4 separate regions of the Homo sapiens genome follow, and regions 1, 2 and 4 are each linked to region 3. The links are chromatin loops, found by intact Hi-C in ENCODE. Cell type or tissue: dorsolateral prefrontal cortex. All regions are shown on one strand.

Region 1 (5,000 bases), 680 kb after region 3:
ATCTCTGTAGTTAGCCACTCTCAGCAGCCTCTGCTTTTCCCCATGCCATCCACAGGCCAGGCCCAGCTAATGCAGACATCCCACACATGCTGTCCTATACATGAAAGTGCCCAAGTCCTCCCCTTCAACTATGCTGTTTGATATGATCCCAAGAGTGTTTCACAGCATCCTTGATTTCTTAAGTAAGATGCTCCAGGCTCTAGCCAGGTACAGTGGTGCACAACTGTATTCCCCACTACTCAGGAGGCTGAGGTAGGAGGATTGCTTGAGCCTATAAATTCAAATCAAGCCTGGGGAACACAGTAGGACCTTGTCTCTTTAAAAAAAAAAAAAAAAAAAAAAAAAAAATTCCAGGCTTATGTTTTCCATCTCCTTCAGACCTGAAATAAGCCATTTATTATTTATCCAAGAAGCCATGGGTTACCCTAGTGGAAAATAGTATTTAATCTGGATGCTAAAACTGTTCACTGGTATTCAGCTGTCACTGTTGCACTGTTTCTAGGCCTTGTCAGTGTTTATATTAAACTTATATGCAAATCTGGTGAATAAAAAGCAACTTACAGGCAAAGGAAATAGCTTCCCATTTACTTTTATACATAGACTATTTGGATAGTTATCTTCTTGAGGGCAACTTGTCTCTGCCAGGCAAAGTCTGCATTAATAAAAGAAAAAAGTATTCTTAAATAGTGTGCTCAAACATTCTTATATGTTTTAAAATTCAGAACTACATGCACATAGTAAGCAAGTATAAAACTAAGGTAACAGAAAATTTCAAACTCACCTCAACTGAACTTGGACTGTATAATCTCTCCTACCACCTGGCAAAAAATCCCTGTTGGAAAGAGAAAGAAAATGGGTTAAAAAAGTACAATGAGAATTCTCAGAACAGTCTCCCCAGGAGGAAAAAAAGGAAAAGCATTATTTGTATTTTTCTTATTCCCTGAAAGGTGATCAATATACTACCAATAATATAAGCCTTAATGAAATCACTGTAATGATGATAAACCTGACTTGCTTAACTTCTAGCCACGTCTTTATGGCAATTTTAAGGTACCTTCAATGCACAGGAACTTTGATGATGCAAAATTTATTTCAATAGACATCAAACTTGGTAACATGCAAGGAAGCAGCCTAAGTTCGGAAAGAGTTTTAATCAGCAAATCTATTTGCTTAGAGCATTCTAATCACTTGAAGACTTTTTTCTTTTTCTTTTGTTTTTTTTTTTTTTTTTTTTTTTTTTGAGACAGAGTCTTGCCCTGTCGCCCAGGCTGGAGTGCAGTGGCGCGATCTTGGCTCACTGCAAGCTCCGCCTCCCGGGTTCACGCCATTCTCCTGCCTCAGCCTCCCGAGTAGCTGGGACTACAGGCGCCCGCCACCACGCCCGGCTAATTTTATTTTTATCAGAGATAGGGTTTCACCGTGTTAGCCAGGATGGTCTTGATCTCCTGACCTCGTGATCCGTCCGCCTTGGCCTCCCAAAGTGTCTCATTACAGGCATGAGACACTGCACCTGGCCAAAGACTTTTCTTTTACTATAAAGACCTATTCACTGGATATTCTTATTGATCTCAAGTACAGCCTAAGCATTAGTTTTTATAGCTACTAGGGGGATTCTAATATAGACCCAGGATAAAGAATTAGTGCCTAGAGTCTCAGCATCTCCATACCATGCAACTTCATAATTATGTATCCAATTAAAGATACAGAACCTCTTATAATTTCTAGATGAGAATCTAATGGTCCCATGTAAAATATATTTCATACTGAACCCTCCAAACTCTTGCCACGCAACATGGAGTCTACGGGGAAGCAGCACTTATTCCTTAGGAGCTTGTTGGAAATGCAGACTCTCAGGCCCCATCCTAGACCTATAGAATTAGAATCTGCATGTTAACAAGATCCTCAGGTGACATGTATACACATTACAGTTTTAAAAAGTATTGCCCTTAGCCATTGTCATAAATCTTGGACTCTGTCAGAGAGAAGATCACTAGAGTGTAGTCCTTTCTTGAGAAGACTGGAGTACACTGAGCCCCCATGGTGCTCTAACTGGGCCAGTCTACTCACCGTTCCCAATCCTCGAGCTCCACTGGAAGGCAGTAAAGCACAGCAGTGACAACCACCTTAAGTTCTACAGTCCCAAGCTGCACAACATTGTGCAAATCACTTAACCATTCTGTGCCTCAGTTTCTACATCTGTTAAAGATGGAAAATTACTGCACCAACCTCATCAAGTTGCTGTGACAATTAAACATGTTAACAACACATGTCAAGTGCCTAAATATAAGATGTGCTCAACACATGGGAGCAGCTGGCTGCTGTGACTGTTTCCACTGCTCCCACTGTTCTCCTTACCAAGAGCAGCCTTCTCAAATGGCTATTCAAAACATCCCCATATCCTTGACAATACTGACCTCTTCTGAGCAACCCATATCACTCCACTCATTCATATCAAGACACATTTCATATTCTGGGTGCTGGAGCTTCAAAGACAAATACAACACAGTATTTGCTTCAAAGGATTTATATGCTAAGTAGGTAACAGAAATACAACACCTAAAATAAAATATGGTAAGTGGTACAGTACATTATAAAAAGTAAGTGCTACAGAAAAAGGGAAAATTTTTGTCTTGAAAGTTCAAGGTCATTATCACAATTAGTCCAATCTAACTAGAAAACAGGGTTTTTACAGCAGTGGTTCTGCCTACTTCTGCTTAGTGGCTCCACTAGGAACATGAGTAACTGTGGGTATCTAGTGCAGTAATTCCCAGAAAAAAAGAAAGGACAGAGATACAGATCAGAAACTTGTTAGATGGGAAACACGATGTGAAGAAAGAGAAAAGACAAGACATGAGCCTAGAAAGATGGATGGGGGCATAAAGGGTTTTGAACAGCTCACTAAGGAGTTACACTTTATTCTGGCAAGGGAAATTAACAAAAACTGGGAAATACAATGTGCTAAATATCTTCACAAACATTATGAGTAATGACCAAGGCATCTTCTGACATTCATTTCTGCCAATCACTGTTCTAGGAAGTTTTACATACTGGTCCATCAGATACAAAAGAAGCATTTACCATATGCTAGGTACTGTAATGGGTTGTGAGGTGATAAAAATGAGTAGAAGAATGCTGCTTTCATTAAGAAGGTTGCAAATGCAAGCAGTGAAATAAATGCAATGATGCCTTAACAGAAAATAAGTACATGGCACAGTGAGAGACAAATGACACATTAAAGCAAATCTGGAAAGGCATCACAGGGGACGTATGAATTGAACTGGCCCTTGAAACATGACTCAAGAAGTTTGCCAGGCAGAGTACAGAGAAAAAAGGCGGCAAAGGTGCAAAGATGTGAACACCATAGTTAACCTAGGAAACACAAATGGGAAAGCCTAGTCAGAGTACAGGTTGTTAGAAAAGAGTAACAGGAGATAAGATTAAAAAAAAAAAAAAGCAGAGCAAGATGTTGAAAACAACTGCCAGGCAATGGAGTGTGGACTTTATGAGGTACCATTAGAGTGTGTTTAAAGCATCAAAGAGAAAAAACTGAATGGGCTTTAGAAAGATCATATGTAGGAGCTTTCTAATGGAAAGATCTCATAATTAGGAGACCATTACAATTGAAGAGGCAAAAAACAAGGGCTTGAAGCTGGGCGCAGTGGCTCACGCCTGTAATCCCAACATTTAGGAAGGCTGAGGTAGGTGGAGTTCAGGACCAGGCTGGGCAACACAGCAAGACCCCATCTATGCAAAAAATAGAAAAATCAGCCAGGCATGGTGGCACATGCCTATAGTCCCAGCTAGTCAGAAGGCTAAGGTGGGAGGATCAATTGAGCCCGGACATTAAAGGCTGCAGTGAGCCTTGATTGCGGCACTGTACTTTCAGCCTGGGTGACAGAGCAAGACCCTGGCTCAAAAAATAATAGTAATTTCAAATGAGGGCCTGAAAGCTATTAAACATAAATACCACTGAGTGATATTCACACATAAAAAATGGTAAGACTTGATGAATGACTAGATGTGAGAAGGCAGGATAAGGGAAGGGGAGTTTCTAGGAGGGTATCCAGGTTTTGGAATGCTGCAACTGAAGAGATGGCCATGCTACTCACCAGGACAAGAAGAGGCAGAGCAAGTTATAGCATCAATCTCCCAAACCACCCAGTGAGGTGGTGATCATTATTCCAATTTTGCATGCTGAGAAAGTGAGGTTTAGTCACCTGTCTAGGGGCATACGGACCTAAGTGGTTGGTTCAGAATTCACTTTATACTTAGTATTACTCTAAAGACCATACTAGCTCCCTCAAAGGTAGAGTTGCCTTGCTGAGTTTTAAATATTCAGAATGACATAAAAGAATCAATGAAGGGCCAGACGCGGTAGCTCACGCCCATAATCCCAGCACTTTGGGAGGCCGAAGCGGGTGGATCATGAGGTCAGGAGATCGAGACCATCCTGGCTAACATGGTGAAACCCTGTATCTACTAAAAATACAAAAAATTAGCCAGGCGTGGTGGTGGGTGCCTGTAGTCCCAGCTACTCAGGAGGCTGCGGCAGGAGAATGGCGTGAACTCGGGAGTCAGAGCTTGCAGTGAGCCAAGATCACGCCACTGCACTCCAGCCTGGGTGACAGAGCGAGACTCCGTCTCAAAAAAAAAAAAAAAAAAAAAAAAAGAATCAATGAAGTGCAGCAAACAGACAGGATGTGGTAAATGAAGAGTGGCCTATCACAAAGAGGCCTCTGTCAAGGCAGATTCCAATGCCATTAAGGAAACGAGTAATGCAGAAGGAAATATACTAAGCAAAAATCTCCTTGAGGCCAGTCTGTTTTTCAACTTCGCATCTTTGGTGCCTGGAATATTGTCTGGTCCATAGTAGACAGTTAATAAATGTGTGCTAAATGAATGAATAAAAGAACAAAAGATAAGCAGGTTTGATGGAAGGCAAGCTCAATTTTAGATGTGTTGTGCTTGATGCCCTTGTAGGTCAAAGGAGAGGCACTGAA
Region 2 (5,000 bases), 740 kb after region 3:
GAGCATCACTCTGACCACCACAATATATTCTGATCCAAGGACCATCATTTTGAGAATCCAAGATTATTTCTTCCCCTTTTCTTTCTTTCTATTCCGTTTTTTAGTCTGTTTTTCTTCCTTTATTATAATGTCACACAAGAAGGATGTTACCAATCATTTAATTTAGGAGCAATCGCAGGATGATGGCTAGAAGCTCCACCTAGACCCCAAGGTACCAGAACAAAGTAGTGTAGCCCGGGCTCTGAAAAGCCCAGACTCTAAAAGCTACATGTCTAAGATTAAAAATCTTAGCTTTTCAAATCTCAAGCTGTGTGATTTAGGTCAGGTTAACCTCTCTGTGCTTCAATTTCTTGAAAAAATTGTGAGAATTAAATAAGTATAGAAAAAATGCTTAGACCAGAACCAGGCATGGAATAACCACTATATTAAAATGGGTATATACCATCATCATCATTACTGTCTGTAATGGGATGTAAGGGCGGGGTACAGTTCATCTTCAAGTGTAGGGTAACATGGGTCTGCACAGAGCAGTTAAGGCAAAGAAAAGCAGATGATGCTTACTGCATGTGCCCAGCCTGCACCCCTCACTCCTCTGAAAATTCTCCCCAGTTAGTCTCTGTTGGGCACGTCATATGAATTGTGGGAGAGGGGCCATCTTCTAAAAATGCAAGAAGTAAAGACAGCTGATTTACAGGAAAAGAGGATGAAGCTGATCCACAAACCAAAACAGAGAGGAAGGCAGAAAGGAAGAGAAAAAAAAGCTTCTTTGGTTTCTATCACTTTCCAGTTGCTGGTTGCACTCCAATCTGAGCACTGACTGCTTTTACTCTGCTCTATAAGAGCGAGTAAATTCTTCGCTTTACATTAAGCTTTGGCCAACAACATTCACAAGAGTCTAATAAAAATCCTGGAAAGTTTTCATTAACAAAAAAAAAAAAAAGAACTTAGAAAACTTGTATACATCTGTTACTACACAAAAATTAAAAATGGCAGGTAAAAATAAATATAACTTCAGAGTTCAGTCTTCTCAACCCATCCTAAATCTAACGCATGAATTTACAGAGGTGAGGTTCAGGGTTCGTTGTTTGAAAAGCTCCACAGGTGTTAAAAGCTCTACAGCTGGGGCTCTGAGCCACTAAAACCCTTAAACTTATCAAGTATGAACACCCTTTACCTACACTTATGGTTCTCTGCATAAACTAGTATGGGGCATAACATGTATTAATATGTGTTTACTGGGAACTTAATAATTATTTTTGAAACAGCAGGAGGGAATATGGCAGGCACTGTGCAAACTCCAACAATCTCCGTTTAGAGCAGAGGATACGTTCTTTTGCTCACGTCCACTAAGCAGGTAACCAGCCAACATCCTTCCCCCATCCCATCTCTTGCGGAAAACAATAAATATACAAAACTGAACCTTTTACCGGATTCCTCTTCCTTATTTGAAAAAGAAATCCTAATATCATAAGTGTTACACAAACGAGTTGCAGTAAATGTAATTTCAAGTTTACACTCATCTCTACCTTGATACATTTAAAAAAAAAAAAAATCAGGGTTTCTGTCCGTAAACATCTCATTTATGTCGCCAGTAATTCAGCGATACACACAAATCCATCTCATTCGTCACACTTAGTTAGGACTTTAAAGGTTATCAGTCTGGGGGGAAAAAGTCTCTTCTGTTCTACCCCCATCACAGCCCTATTCCAGACCTCTGCTATACAAGGGTATCAACAATAAAGTTATGATCTTGTTTTAAGACTGAGAAGAAAAAAATATTTTTCCTCAAGAGTAAAAGGGGTGCACAAACCTCACAACATAGACTTTGCAGATTTCTTACTAAAACACTAAGAAAATATCGAGGTTTAAGGCCGATTATTGAAGGCAGGGATCCCCAAACATTAGGTTCCTCGAAGATGTTAGGAGGCAAGGGTGGGAGAAGGGGCCTTTTCTCGTGACAGACCTGACTAAACGGTAGCATCAGCCATAAGAAGAGGAGAGATTCCTAAACGCAACTTCAGCTTTCAGAAAACAGTCCTCCACCAAGTGAGTAGCATGCAGACTTGTGAATAGCCACAGACACGTACACCCCGGTGAAGGTGCAAGATCAAACGTTGCTTCCCACATCGGCCCTCACTGCGAACCGGGATGTCGGGTCCCCATGTGCCCCTCCTGGAGGGCGCCCCGACCCCCCGCGCCAGGTGTGCGGACCACTGGCAGCACTCAGGAGCCGGCTCGCCGCGGCCCAGGCCCGCCGCCCCCGCGCCGCCCGCGTGCCCTCCGCCGGCCCGCTCCCCTCCCCCGCGCCCTCGGCGCCCGTTCGTCCGCGGGCCGGGGCTCAGGGCTCCGCCAACCGGCCCCAGAGGCACGAGCAGGCGGCGGCCGGCGACGTTGCGGTTTCCCCACCTCCTCTCCCATCCCCTCCCCCGCGGCCTCCGCTCTCCACTCCCGCTTACCCTCAACTCTTCGAAATCCGCCATTTTATACCACCCGCGGGCGCCGCCGCCGCTGCCGCCGCACCCACTCCCGCTGCCGCCAACGACGCTGCCGCCACCACGGCCGCCGCCGCCTCCAGCACCATCCTGCACTGGGCGCCGCTTAAGACGCCGCGGCCGCCGCCGCTACAGCCGGGCCCGTCACGTGAACGGCGCGGGAGCTCCGCCTCCGACGCGCCGAAGCCCCGCCCCTAGCGGTGCCCCCTGCCCACCCGCGCGACCGCCTTCCGCCCGCGCCTTCAGTCCGCGCGGCGACAGCGCCCGCCCGCGCCTGCCCCGGCGTGCTGCCCCGCGGCTTGGCCCCGCTCGGCCCCAGGTCGTGCCTTCCCTCCCCGGCGGAGGCCCCTGCGGACTGCCTAGAGCTGGGTCGCAACTGAGGCGTTATCCGCGGGCCTGGCCTCGGGAAGTGGCGGGGAGGAAGAAGAGGCGGCCGGGACGCGTGACAGGAGCATTCGGGAAGATTCTTACGGTGCCCTTCACGCGGTGCCTATGGACGGAGAAAGCCGCCGCAAATAAAACCATCCCCCAGAGTAGTTGTGGCGGAATAATCTAAATATGGGTGTTGGGTAAGCTATTGTTCCCATCTAATGGTGAGGTTGTGTGACACCTCTTTGAATTGCTAATGTCCTGCAAGTACCAACCTTGCCGAGTTTTTCTGACCTTGAAGGGCACCTGAAGGTCACGGACTGCAGAGTTGGGAGAGTTAGGCGGTGGGGTTGGGGGCGGGGAGAAGTGAAATAAGAGCGCTCAGAAGGGCCATGCTAAAAAGTCGGGGAAATCTGATAGCTAGGAAGGAGTCAAACGCCAAGGCAGAGTAAGTAGATAGAAGGAAGCTTGATGGCCCCCCCGTAATGTGCTGATATAGGATGAAGGAAGATGCTGAGTCAAGATGGCCAGAAAAATCGCTGGACGGTGTCCAGGGTTCAATTTCCTTGAAGAATTGGGTGGAACCCACACACGAGAGGTCTTTAAAACAATGTAACTTTTAAGGCCCTGTTTAATCAGCCTCCTACCTACCGCCTCTTCCCACTACCCCTCGTTTCATCCGCACTGCACTTCCAGGTCTTCCTTCCACTCCCCTGCCCCCGCACCCCGCAAGTTTTGTTTTTTTGAGACGGAGTTTTGCTCTTGTTGCCCAGGCTGGAGTGCAATGGCACGATCTCGGCTCACCGCAATGTCTGCCTCCCGGGTTCAAGCGATTCTCCTACCTCCGCCTCCCGAGTAGCTGCGATTGTATTTTTGGTAGAAACGAGGTTTCTCCAAGTTGGTCAGGCTGGTCTCCAACTCCGGACCTCAGGTGATCCGCCCGCCTCGGCCTCCCAAAGTACTGAGATTACAGGCGTGAGCCACTGCACCCGGCCTCCCCTCAAGTTTTAAGGCTTCTAAATGTTGATCCTTGAACCAAGAATAATTTCCCACTCTCTTCTTTGTTCCTAACTCCTGTTCATCCTTCAGGTTTCACTTTAAGTGTCACTTCCTCAGGAAGACCATCCCTCACCCACATCCCACATTTTAATTCAAATTCCCCTGTTATGACCTCTCCTAGGACCCTGAACTTTTTCTTCCTGAGATGTCTCCATGGTAATTATGTAGGTATTTGTGTAATTGTTTATTTGATATATATGTGTGTGCGTGTATATATATATATGTGTGTGTGTGTGTGTGTGTGTGTTGTGTATATATACACAACACACACACATATTGTTTTGGCCAGGTGCAGTGGCTCATGCCTGTAATCCCAGCACTTTAGGAAGCCGAGGCAGGTGGATCACTTGAGGTCGGGAGTTGCAGACCAGCCAGGCCAACATGGTGAAACCCTGTCTCTACTAAAAATACAAAAATTAGGCCAGGAGCTGTGGCCCACGCTCTAAATTCCAGCACTTTGGGAGGCAGAGGCGGGCGGATCACCTGAGGTTGGGAGTTGGAGGCCAGCCTGACCAACATGGAGAAACCCCGTCTCCACCAAAAATGCAAAATTAGCCAGGCGTGGTGGCGCATTCCTGTAATCCCAGCTACTCCGGAGACTAAGGCAGGAGAATCGCTTGAACCCTGGAGGCGGAGGTTCCAGGGAGCGGAGATAGCGCCATTGCACTCCAGCCTGGGCAACAAAAGCGAAACTCCATCTCAAAAAAAAAAAAATTAGCCGGGTGTGGTGGCACATGCCTGTAATCCCAGCTACTCGTGAGGCTGAGACAGGAAAATTGCTTGAACCCAGGAGGTGGAGGTTGCAGTGAGCTGCGATCGCACCATTGCACTCCAGCCTGGGCAACAGAGTGAGACTTTGTCTCAAAAAATAAAAATTATTATTTTAAAATTTTATGTTAAAAAATTGTAAACCCACTAGACTATAATGGCTGATAAATGCCTAACAAATAGTTGGCCTTGTATTTGTTTAATGAATAAAGGAATGAATGAACAATGTCCAGGTTCTAAATCTGTCTCTCCACCATTAACTTTGTGATCTTCGCTTGGCTTATTCTTACTCTTGATTTATTCTCCGTAGAC
Region 3 (5,000 bases):
GCCTCCCGGGTTCACGCCATTCTCCTGCCTCAGCCTCCCGAGTAGCTGGGACTACAGGCGCCCGCCACCGTGCCCGGCTAATTTTTTGTATTTTTAGTAGAGACGGGGTTTCACCTTGTTAGCCAGGATGGTCTCGATCTCCTGACCTCATGATCCACCCGCCTCGGCCTCCCAAAGTGCTGGGATTACAGGCGTGAGCCACCGCGCCCGGCCCAGGTTGGTCTTGAATTCCTGACCTCAGGTGATCTGCCCGCCTCAACCTCCCAAAGTGCTGGGATTATAGGCGTGAGCCACCGTGCCCGGCCTGTATTTTTTTTTTTTAGTAGAGATGGAGTTTCACCATGTTGGCCAGGCTGGTCTTGAACTCCCGACCTCAGGTGATCCGCCCACCTTGGCCTCCCAGTGTGCTAGGATTACAGGCGTGAGCCACCACGCCTGGCCTTAGGTTGCCCAATTCTTAGCAATCTGAGATGGAAGGGAGGGGGCAGCCCAGAGCCCAGAAATGAGGGTTCCCTCCCCTCGTCTCCCCCTACTTTCATCATCTCTAGAGTGGTTCTCATAATTGTGTCCATTTTACAGGGCAAATGGTAGAAGTAACCTGCTCAGTCAGGAGAGATCAGGTTACAGTCAAAGCCAGACCAGCCACGCCCTGATGCTACTGTCCAGGCCACCACAGCTGGCAGGTACCTGCTGCAGGCTTAGCCCCAGGCTAGGCGGTATATCAGGTGCAAAAAATGATGGTGAAGAGTGATTCTGACAGGCTTGGCTCTGGCCTCTAGGGCTATGACAGAAGTTGAGAGGATGACGAATATGGTTTAGTAGTAACCCTACAGATAGACCAAGGGCAGACATGTTTGTAGGAGAGTGTGTGTGAGCAGGGGAGTCCTGACCCACAGTGGAAGGCCAGGATGGAGGGGGTAATAAGGGTAGTGGTGACGGGGGTTGTGTCTGGGCTGAGCTGGTTTTATGGGAGAGATGGCATTTCAGGAGCTTGTAGAGCTAAGTATTGGATACACAGAAGACTTTGAGGCAGAAGTAGGATCCCTTCTGCTCCTACAGAAGAAGGGGAAGAAGCAAGTAACTGTACCATTTAATAATGGAAATATAGTAGTAATAAAAATATTAGTAATTAGGATATCAAATGCCCTAGCCTCCAAAAATATACAAAGGCCATTCGACGTAGGAAATTGACTTATTGGTATTAAACAGGAGAAGGGGCTGGGTGCGCTGGCTTACACCTGTAATCCCAGCACTTTGGGAGGCTGAGGTGGGTGGATAACCTGAGGTCAGGAGTTTGAGACTAGCCTGGCCAACATGGTGAAACCCCGTCTCTACTAAAAAACCAAAAAATTAGCTGGGTGTGGTGGCGTGCACCTGTAATCCCAGCTACTCGGGAGGCTGAGGCAGGAGAATCGCTTGAACTCGGGGGGCAGAGATTGCAGTGAGTCAAGATCGCGCCACTGAACTCCAGCCTGGGCGACAGAGCAAGACTCTGTCTCAAGAAAAAAACCAAAAAACCAAAACCAACCAACCAAACAAAAAACAAAGAAACAACAACCACAAAGCAAAAAACAAAAAACAAAAAACAGGAGAAGGACCCAAGATGGTATCTCAGTAGTCAGGGTCCTACTTCAGTATTTCTGCAGCATTGATTAGATCAGACTGTCAAGGAATCTTTTAAAAACTCAATGTATTAGTCCACATTCATTCATTTCCAGACTGAAAGTTGTGATCTTAGTGTGATTTTTCCTTTTCTTTTCTTTTTTTCCTGAAATAGGCTGGGCTCTTGTCACTACCCCATAACCTCTCAAATCCCTTGAGGACTCAGGTAGCAGAAAGTAAATAAATGAATGAACGAGTGAAATAACATACACGGATAAACTACTTAGCTAGCACACACTACGTTCTCTGTGATTCTCAGTGAGGCAGTTGGTGGCTGTGGTTAAGAAAGTAAGCTCTGCCTGTGTTGGAATCCAACACTGCCACTTACTTGGATGTGTCATCTTGGGCAGGTCACTCTGTCCCTCAGTTTCCACCTTTGCAATTTGGGACTAGTAACGCCATCCAACTCATAGGGTTGTTATGAGTTGTAATGAGGATTCAGTGGATTTAACCCATTTAAATGCAAGGTGCCTGGTATAATAAAATTATTTTCTTTTCTTAATTTATTCTTGTAGTTGGGGATGAAAAACTCGCACTCCTGTAGGCAGTCAGAAAAAATGAGTGAAGTGGGGGAACTAAGGGGCCTGGTCTGAAGGGGGAGACTGATATTTAGGGGAGTGCGGACCCAGTGGTGTGAGATTTTCAGAATCTCCTCTTGACGGGTCTCATCCGAGGTTCCAGCACAGCTCTGTAAAGGTAAAGACCGTTTACATTTTCCTCCTCAAAGCTTTATTATTATTATTTTTCTTCTCAAAACACTGCTTTGCTTTGGGGGAGCGCGGGTCCTTGGCCAGATCTTGAGTCTTGAGATATGTCTTCAGCATCTCCTGCTCCTCCTTGGGAAACGCTCCACCCGCCAGTGGGCCTGCGCCCTCCTCCCCTTCTTCGGGGTTCGGGTCCACCTCGTTTCCCCCACCCTCCCCAGGGCTGACTGCAAATCGGAGGGCGACTGCAGAGGCGGAATTCGGGGCAGAGCGGGGTCTCCCCAGCGGGCCACGTCCCACCAGCAGGTGGCGGTCGATCTGCAAGGCCTGCAAGGTGCCCGGACAGAAACTTGAGCAGATATTGGTGCCGCTGCCCGAGAAGAGCTCAGCCGAGTCTCCCCGAGCCCAGCTATCGGCATCCGCGAAAAAGCGGGGAGAGAAGGGCACGGGCTCTCCGCTGGAGCGACTCTGGGATTCAGACACCGCAAGCTGCTTTCGGAAGGGCTTCAGGAGGGGGTGAGTACTGAGCAGCGCACAGAAAAGGGAGCGCTGTCCTTTGCTGAAGGCATTGTCCTTGGCTTGCATTGAGTGGCTTTCCCACCCCCCGGGAAAGACATTTCGGGAAGGTGACGGTCTCAACAGAAGGAGGGAGCGCGGGAAAGAAGCCCGGGGAGCCGGCGCCTTCACGCCCCGCGGTCTGCAGCGGGAGGAGCGCGGGTTCCATCGCGCCAGATGGCGCTGTCTGGCTTTTCTCGGGCCTCGGGCGCCAGTCTCCAGAGGTCTCCGGCGCAGCTGCCTCTCTAGCCGGCCGACGCGGGCTCTGTGTTTCCGGGCGGAAGTGAGGCGCCCAGCGGAACGGCCTCTGGTGACATTTTCTTGGGGGCGGCGCGGACGACTGAAGGGACTTGGTGGTAGAGGCTGCGGAGGCGGCGAGGTTCACTTTGGTCCCGGCAGGGGCTCTGACCGCGACCCACTGCTCGCTGCCGGGGCTTGTTCCGAGGAGGAGAAGGCGGCGGTGGCCGTCGCGTCCTGAGTCACCGCAGCGGGGAAGAGTCCCGGCCGGGGGTTCGGTGCGTGCCCCGACGGGGCGCGCGCGAAGCGAGCGAGAAGGCACGGAGTCGCCGCGGAGCGCAGGTGAGGCGGGAAGGGGCGCAGGGCCGCGGCCTGGCTACTGGTCGAGTTGGGGGGCCCGGGTTGCGTCCCAGGGAGGGGTCGGGGCGAATCGGAGGGCTGCGGGCCGCGGTGAGGGCTCTGCGGCGTCCGGACGCTGGGGTCCTAGCGGGCCTGGCTGGTGGGCGCCGGGAACTCGCAGCCTGGATTGCCGGCTGACGCTGGGGCATCGCACCTCTCCGACCTCCTTGCTCGTCCGCCGTTGGTGACCCTAGCGTCCTCCCGGCCCGGCGGAGTTGGCTCCGGCACTCCAAGCCCCCAGACGCTGGGGCCGGGTTGAGGCGAGTCCTTTTCCGGGGGTGCTGAGGGGAGGCTGGAGGTGCCGCAGTCCCCGGGCTGCGGGGGGAAGCGACTTCACGGCCCTGGAGTTGTCTTCACGCAACTTTCCGGCTCCTAGGCCCGCGGGGGAAGCAGTGGCGGCAACTCCGCCAGCTCCGAGAGTAGGGGGTCTGGCGCCGACACCTGCCCCTGCAGCGGAGAGCTCCGGCGCCGCGGCCGCAGTGGCCTTGGTGGAGGGAGAAAAGGCTTTCTTATAGGCTTGGCGCCGCCTGCCTCTCGGCGCTTCCACTACCTTCGGTCGGCAGGCGCCTCCAGTCAATGCGAGAGATGTGTCAGTCTCCAAAATAGACCGCTTCTGGGGAGTTTGTCAACTTTATTTCAAAACCGGCGAGGATGTACACTGACGAACCCGTGTTAAAGACTATCGCCTTTACGCAAGCCATTCATTCTCACTTTAAAATTGTCCACCCCCCCGCCCCGACCCCCGTCCCCGGCAGCCCCCATCACAAAATTGATGCTCACAGGTTGAAGTAGAGAACATCGGTACGAGCCCTACCAGATCCTTGAGCAGTTTCTGTTTGGATGGGTTTTTCGTTTTTTGCCTGACCTTTTGCTTTCTGAATCCTCTTACCCAGTAGAATTAAAATCCTACTGATGATACTTCGTCAAGGTTGGACCTCTTAATTACAAAAACATCTGCCAATTTTGCTTAGGCTTTTATTGTGTAGTATTGGGTACATGCTAACAGAATCACTCCCTTTCTTCTCTTGGGATATTTTAAGGATGGAAGCTATTAACTTTCTAATGTAGTTTTGCTGATCTTGGCAATCTAGATTCCTCCAGTAATCAGAGCATTGCCTTTTGGTTTAACAAGCATTTTTAGAGGCCTACAATTGATAGTTACTGCCTGATGTCCTGAGGAGTCTCAGGACAAAAAAAAAAAAAACACATGGTTCAAGCAGTTATCCTGCCTCAGCCTCCCGAGTAGCTGGGATTACGGGCACGCGCCACCACGCCCAGCTAATTTTTGTATTTTTAGTAGAGACGGGGTTTTACCACGTTGGCCAAGCTGGTCTTGACCTCCTGACCTCGTGATCTGCCCGCCTTGGCTTCCCAAAGTGCTGGGATTACAGGCGTGAGCCGTGGCGCCTGGACTGAATCAGATTTCTTAATGGGAAAAAAAAT
Region 4 (5,000 bases), 380 kb after region 3:
TCCCAGCTGTCAAGCCACTTTTCCATGTTAACTAATTGGACTCTCATTGCCAAGGGGAAAGAACTACTGCTGTGTTGCACTGGGATCAGGAAGGGTGCTGGGCGCCTAAACACATTTTCTCATCTAGTCCTCATGATGATTTCCTGGGTGAGGTTTATTATGCCCGTTGTACAGATGGAAGGCCTGAGGCTCAGAGGAGTAAAGTGCCTTTCCCAAGGCCACATAACAGTGGAAGAGAAAGTACTTAAACCTAAATCATCAGCCTCCTAGACCATCAGGGTTCCTTTCTTCAAAAACAGAGTCATAACTGAGCAGCTAGTTAACCCCCAGCACTTAGCACAGCATGTGTTTGTCAAATTAATGAATAAATCAACATATTAACCATCATTTTTACTCATTAGTGTATTTAATAAGTATTTATGGTATGCCTGTAGTGTGCCAGACATTCTTCTACGTGCTGGGGTGGACACAGCAGTAAATGAAACAGATGAGGCCATTAACGACATGGAACTTACATTCTATTGTGGGGAGATGAGCAGCACCTAAATACACAAGCTTTTTGTAGGTCAGATGATAAGCTGATATAGAGAAAAATAAACAGACAAGAGAAATGAGGGGAAGAGGGTACGCTAGGCCTCACTGAGAAGGTGACATTTGAGCAGAGGCCTGCCTGAAGAAAGCATGACAGGGAGCCACTGGGGGAAGGACTGCTAGGGAGCGTGGACAGCAAATGCAAAGGCCTTGAGGTGGGACCATGTCTGTTGGGTTCAAGGAACAGCAAGGAGTGAGCAAGGGGGAATCAGAATAGAGAGATGAGGGGCATAGAGCAGACCTGCGGGCTGAGCTGACCACCAAACATGCTTTGGCTTTGACTCTGAGTGACCAGGAGCTTCTGCAGGATTTGGAGCAGAGGAGTGGTGTGATCCTGGTCACTGGGCTGCTGTAGGCAATAGGAGGGCCTTGGGCAAGCATGGATCAGGTCAGGAAGCTTCGATCAGGGGGTGGGGATGGTGAAGATAGAAGGGATGAGGTCAGACTCATGCTCTTCTGATGGAAGGCCCAACAGGTTCTGCCAATGGGCTGGGGACAGGGCATGAGTGGCAGAGAGGCATCCAAGAGGTCTAGTCATGGAGGATGTTGACTGGACATGTCAACAGTGAGGGAGATGTCAGTGTTCTCAAATCCTTTTGGCTGCAAAGGCCTTATTTCAGAGCTCATAAAGGTCATGGAGAGCCTAGGGAAGGCCCTAGGTATTGACAGAAAAGGTGGTATCTCTCCAAGAAAGGGGAGATTCACTATTCTGATTCGGTTTCTTCTGAACTTCTATAATTTTTTGTCTAGCTCCCACAGTAGGCTTTGCATAGAGTTGCTCTTGGCTTGAAGATTGTTAAGGCCAGCTCATCACAGAGCCCTGGCAGACTGCTACTTCAATAGCAAAGGAAGCAAAGGACTGTCAACTAGCCATGCCAACAGAAAGAGATGGGGAGGGAAGAGGAGATGAGGGAAGGGGAGAGTGGAGGGAGGAAGAAAGAAGAGAAAGGGAGGGGGGAAAAGAAGAGTAATGAGAAGACTCTATTCACAAGAGCAATAAAATATAATATACCTGGGCATAAACTTAACAAGAATGTGTAGCAGTTATGTGTAGGAAATTGTAAAGCATTACTGAGGTACATAAACAGCTGGATAAATGGAAAAGTGTACCGGAGGGTAGCACTTATTCTAAATATGCAATTCTCTACACATACACTTAATGGCATAACAATCAAAATTCCAAGAGGATTTTTTTTTCAAGTCACTTAATGTCTTGATTTGAAAAAGGCAAGAATAGCTAATATTTTTAAAGAATAATGAAGGGGGACAAGTACTGACAGGCATTACTATAGATTGTAAAGCTATAATAATGTTTAAATTGTTGGGCTAGCCGAGAAATGCCAAATCAGTGGCAGAGAATTACTAACCCTGATGGAGCTGCAAGGGGAAGCTGGGGATGTTCACAGTTTGTCCCCAGCCTCATGGTTCTGTGGCACTTTTTCCTTTCCAAGCTTAAATGCCTTGGATTTTCAGAACATCTTAAGAAGTTAGGCTGGCAACATTAAGCCCATTTATCAGAAGAGGAAACAAAAGCCCATAAAGATGGCATGACTTGTCCAGGGTGACCTGATGAGTTTCTGGCAGAGGTCAGACTCCAGGTCAGGACCCTGGTTCCCAGCCATGGGGCTGTCCTACGGTCTTTATGTGGTTTCACAATGACCTCACAGAAAACCATGACAATGGGCTGTCTGTGAGCTGTGGTTCAGTGTTCCCTCGGGCTGGTAGGGGAGGGTGGGGTGGGAGATGGGAGAACCCTGTCACCTCCTGCCCTGCACAGAGGGGAGCCCAACAAGTCTATGGGCTGGAAAGTTGATTTAATTCAACAAATATTTGTTGATAGGGTGCCCATTACATTCTAGGCACTGGCAGGCCCTCAGCAGCCCCAAAGCCCACTCAGGATCACTCATGCTTTCTTCTCTGTCCCACTCCACTCATACAAGGGGACTTCTCTCCTTTCTCTTGCCCTTGGGCCCCTTACACCCAAGGGGCAATGAGGCCTAATGAAAACACGTTCAATTCAACATAGACAGTCTGGAGTTCTGGTCCTAGCTGTGGCACTGACTGATTATGGGGCTGTGGCTTCACCTCCCTGGGGTGTGGACCTATGGGAAGACATAACACTCTCTTCCCAGCCCAACTCATGTGGCAGCTGTGAGCCTCCACCAGGGGTCAGCAAATTACGGCCTTCAGGCCCAATCGGGCCTACCCTGCTTGCGGACATCCATAAGCTATGCATGGATTCACATTTTTAAATGGCTGGAGGAAAAATCTAAGGAAGGATAATATTTTTTGACATGTGAAAATTATATGAATTTCAAATTTCAGTGTCCAACACTGAAATTTGAAATTCATATAATTTTCACATGTCAAAATGACACAGCCATGCCCAATCATTTAGGCATCATCTATGACTGCTTTTGTGTTACACCAGCAAAGCTGTTGTTCCAGAGACCAAATGCTTGCAAAACCTAAAATATTTACTATCTGGTCTTTACACAAAATGTTTGCTGATCCCTGGTATAGAATATTAAAAGAATGTACTAGAAGTTGCTTTATACGTTGAGAGGCTTATGGGTGAGCTATGCCTAGGCATGGAAACTGGACCAAGGAAGGTCTGACAGGGATTGGAAATCCTGTCTCTCTAAACAGATGGACCTCAAGAGTTGCTGGTCTGGGGGATCTATTGGACTGTCATCTCACAGGGCAGGTGACACTAGGGGCTGCCAATGAGAGAAGAGGGAGAGAGGCAATGCCCATCCAGCCTGCAACGTGGGCAAACCTGCTCTGGTGGCCATGACAGGCAACACAGCCAGCCCACCCTCACCCTCAGATGTCACGCAGCCCACTCTCAGCCTCAGACATCACAACCAGCCCACCCTCATCCTCATACCTGCCCACCCTCATTCTCAGATGTCATCCAGTCCACCCTCACCCTCGGATGTCACAGCCAGCTCGCCCTCATCCTCCAGTGTCACAGCCAGCCCACTCTCATCCTCCAACGTCACCCAGCCCACCCTCAGTCTCAGACATCACAGCCAGCCCACCCTCACCCTCACACACACCCACCCTCATTCTCAGATGTCACCCAGTCCACCCTCACCCTGTGACGTCACAGCCACTCTGACCTTCCAGTGTCACAGCCAGCCCACCCTCACCCTCCAATGTCATCCAGCTCACCCTCAGCCTCAGACATCACCACCAGCCCACCCTCACCCTCATACTCACCCACTCTCATTTTCAGATGTCACCCAGTCCACCCTTACTTTTCGACGTCACAGCCAGTCCACCCTCACCCTCCAATGTCACACCCAGCCCACCTGCACCCTCAGACATAACCCAGCTCACCCTCAGCCTCAGACATCACCCCCAGCCCGCCCTTACCCTCATACCCGCCCACCCTCATTCTCAGTGCACCCCAGTCCACCCTTACTTTTGGATGTCACGGCCAGTACACCTCACCCTTAGGTGTCACCCAGCCCACCCTCACCCTCCACCGTCACAGCCGGCCCACCCCCAGTCTTCTTCCAGGACTACCTCTGTGGCAGACATGGCCTCCCTCAGAGCAACACCCCTCCCTGCCCACTGCCCCCACACTCACGTGATCTCGTTGTTCATGTCAGTAATGTCTATTCTGTCCAGGAACCAGCCTGCTCTGTTGCCTGTGTTGTCGTGGCGAATCCGAATCTTGGTCAGGGCCCCCAGGTCAATGGCATAGATGGTGAAGGTGTCTGTCTGGGAAGGGCCAGGGAACACTCAGTGGGGTAAGACCTACCCCTCCCCACATGGCCATCAGCCCCATCCTCCCAAGAACCAGGGCAGCCAGCCAGAGGCCAATGGTGAGACCCAAAGCAACCAGGAGTGGGGATGATGGAGAATGTCACTTAGTAGTCTGGTGTTTGGTCTGCACAATTGTTTCCCTAACTTGTCCCTGCCAGGAGATCTTCTCACTCTCATGTCCAGGAAGGTGGAAGGAGGAGAGGAAGAGTGAAGGTGACCTTGAGAGGCAGAAGAGAAGATAGGTTTGCTGGATGCCCACATCTGTGGTGGGTGTTTTGTGTGCAAGAGAGGGGGGTGCACTGAAACCCTCTGCAATGTGTGCAGGTGTGTGCATAATCTGCTTCAATCACATATTTGTATTAAGTACCTGCTATGAGCTGGTGCTGTGCAAATCCAAAGTGACTGTCAGAAACTGAAGACGGATTTGCCCACCATTTAGGTGTGAAGAGGGCCATATGGATCACACCATGTGAATGCACACACTGCTCCATGCACGGGAGGAAGCAGACCACACCAGGAACCTATAAGTAAATGGGGCCTTCTTGGATATAACTTTTTTGACTCTTAATTTTGAAAAAGATTTTAAATCTACAGAAAACTTTCAGAAATAGTATGATGAAAGTTCATATGCC

Evidence for each region. Hi-C counts contacts between places; a loop is a spot of excess contacts. Peaks named below come from ENCODE experiments on the same cell type or tissue, not always from the same donor. Only the 100,000 strongest peaks of a DNase experiment are listed, where the experiment ranks them.
Region 1: it touches region 3 in a loop (17-fold over the local background); 2 of 110 quality-filtered maps call a loop at or near these places.
Region 2: a loop joins it to region 3, with 5 times the contacts of the local background. A loop is called at or near these places in 11 of 110 quality-filtered maps.
Region 4: it touches region 3 in a loop (4-fold over the local background); 2 of 110 quality-filtered maps call a loop at or near these places.

What each region holds. Positions count from the first base shown.
Region 1 is chr18:46,854,784-46,859,783 of GRCh38, forward strand. It overlaps PIAS2 (protein inhibitor of activated STAT 2), which reads right to left. Exons shown (of 14, transcript NM_004671.5): 4 at 782-832; 5 at 562-652. It also overlaps the pseudogene LOC100421737. Among named protein-coding and RNA genes, the nearest start is that of PIAS2, 60 kb to the right of the region's middle. RefSeq lists an enhancer at 4,905-4,974. In dorsolateral prefrontal cortex, a CTCF peak has its summit at 2,419; no DNase peak of the experiment used is centred here.
Region 2 is chr18:46,914,866-46,919,865 of GRCh38, forward strand. It overlaps PIAS2 (protein inhibitor of activated STAT 2), which reads right to left and starts at 2,642. Exons shown (of 14, transcript NM_004671.5): 1 at 2,457-2,642. The coding sequence starts at 2,480. It overlaps KATNAL2 (katanin catalytic subunit A1 like 2), which reads left to right and starts at 2,737. Exons shown (of 18, transcript NM_001387690.1): 1 at 2,737-3,061. RefSeq lists silencers at 2,012-2,091, 2,162-2,901 and enhancers at 2,038-2,791, 4,299-5,000. In dorsolateral prefrontal cortex, CTCF peaks have their summits at 2,657 and 2,858; DNase peaks (open chromatin) are centred at 2,186, 2,636, 3,276 and 3,638; H3K4me3 peaks cover 3,125 bases; H3K27ac peaks cover 2,479 bases.
Region 3 is chr18:46,170,831-46,175,830 of GRCh38, forward strand. It overlaps ARK2N (arkadia (RNF111) N-terminal like PKA signaling regulator 2N), which reads left to right and starts at 3,204. Exons shown (of 5, transcript NM_145055.5): 1 at 3,204-3,500. RefSeq lists enhancers at 2,778-2,827, 3,148-3,407, 3,438-3,487, 4,088-4,217. In dorsolateral prefrontal cortex, CTCF peaks have their summits at 2,711 (motif pointing right), 2,914 and 3,143 (motif pointing right); DNase peaks (open chromatin) are centred at 2,671, 3,181, 3,791 and 3,907; H3K4me3 peaks cover 2,880 bases; H3K27ac peaks cover 2,257 bases.
Region 4 is chr18:46,553,167-46,558,166 of GRCh38, forward strand. LOXHD1 (lipoxygenase homology PLAT domains 1) reads right to left here. Exons shown (of 41, transcript NM_001384474.1): 21 at 4,190-4,323. Among named protein-coding and RNA genes, the nearest start is that of LOXHD1, 100 kb to the right of the region's middle. In dorsolateral prefrontal cortex, a CTCF peak has its summit at 2,770 (motif pointing right); DNase peaks (open chromatin) are centred at 2,235 and 2,755; H3K27ac peaks cover 2,348 bases.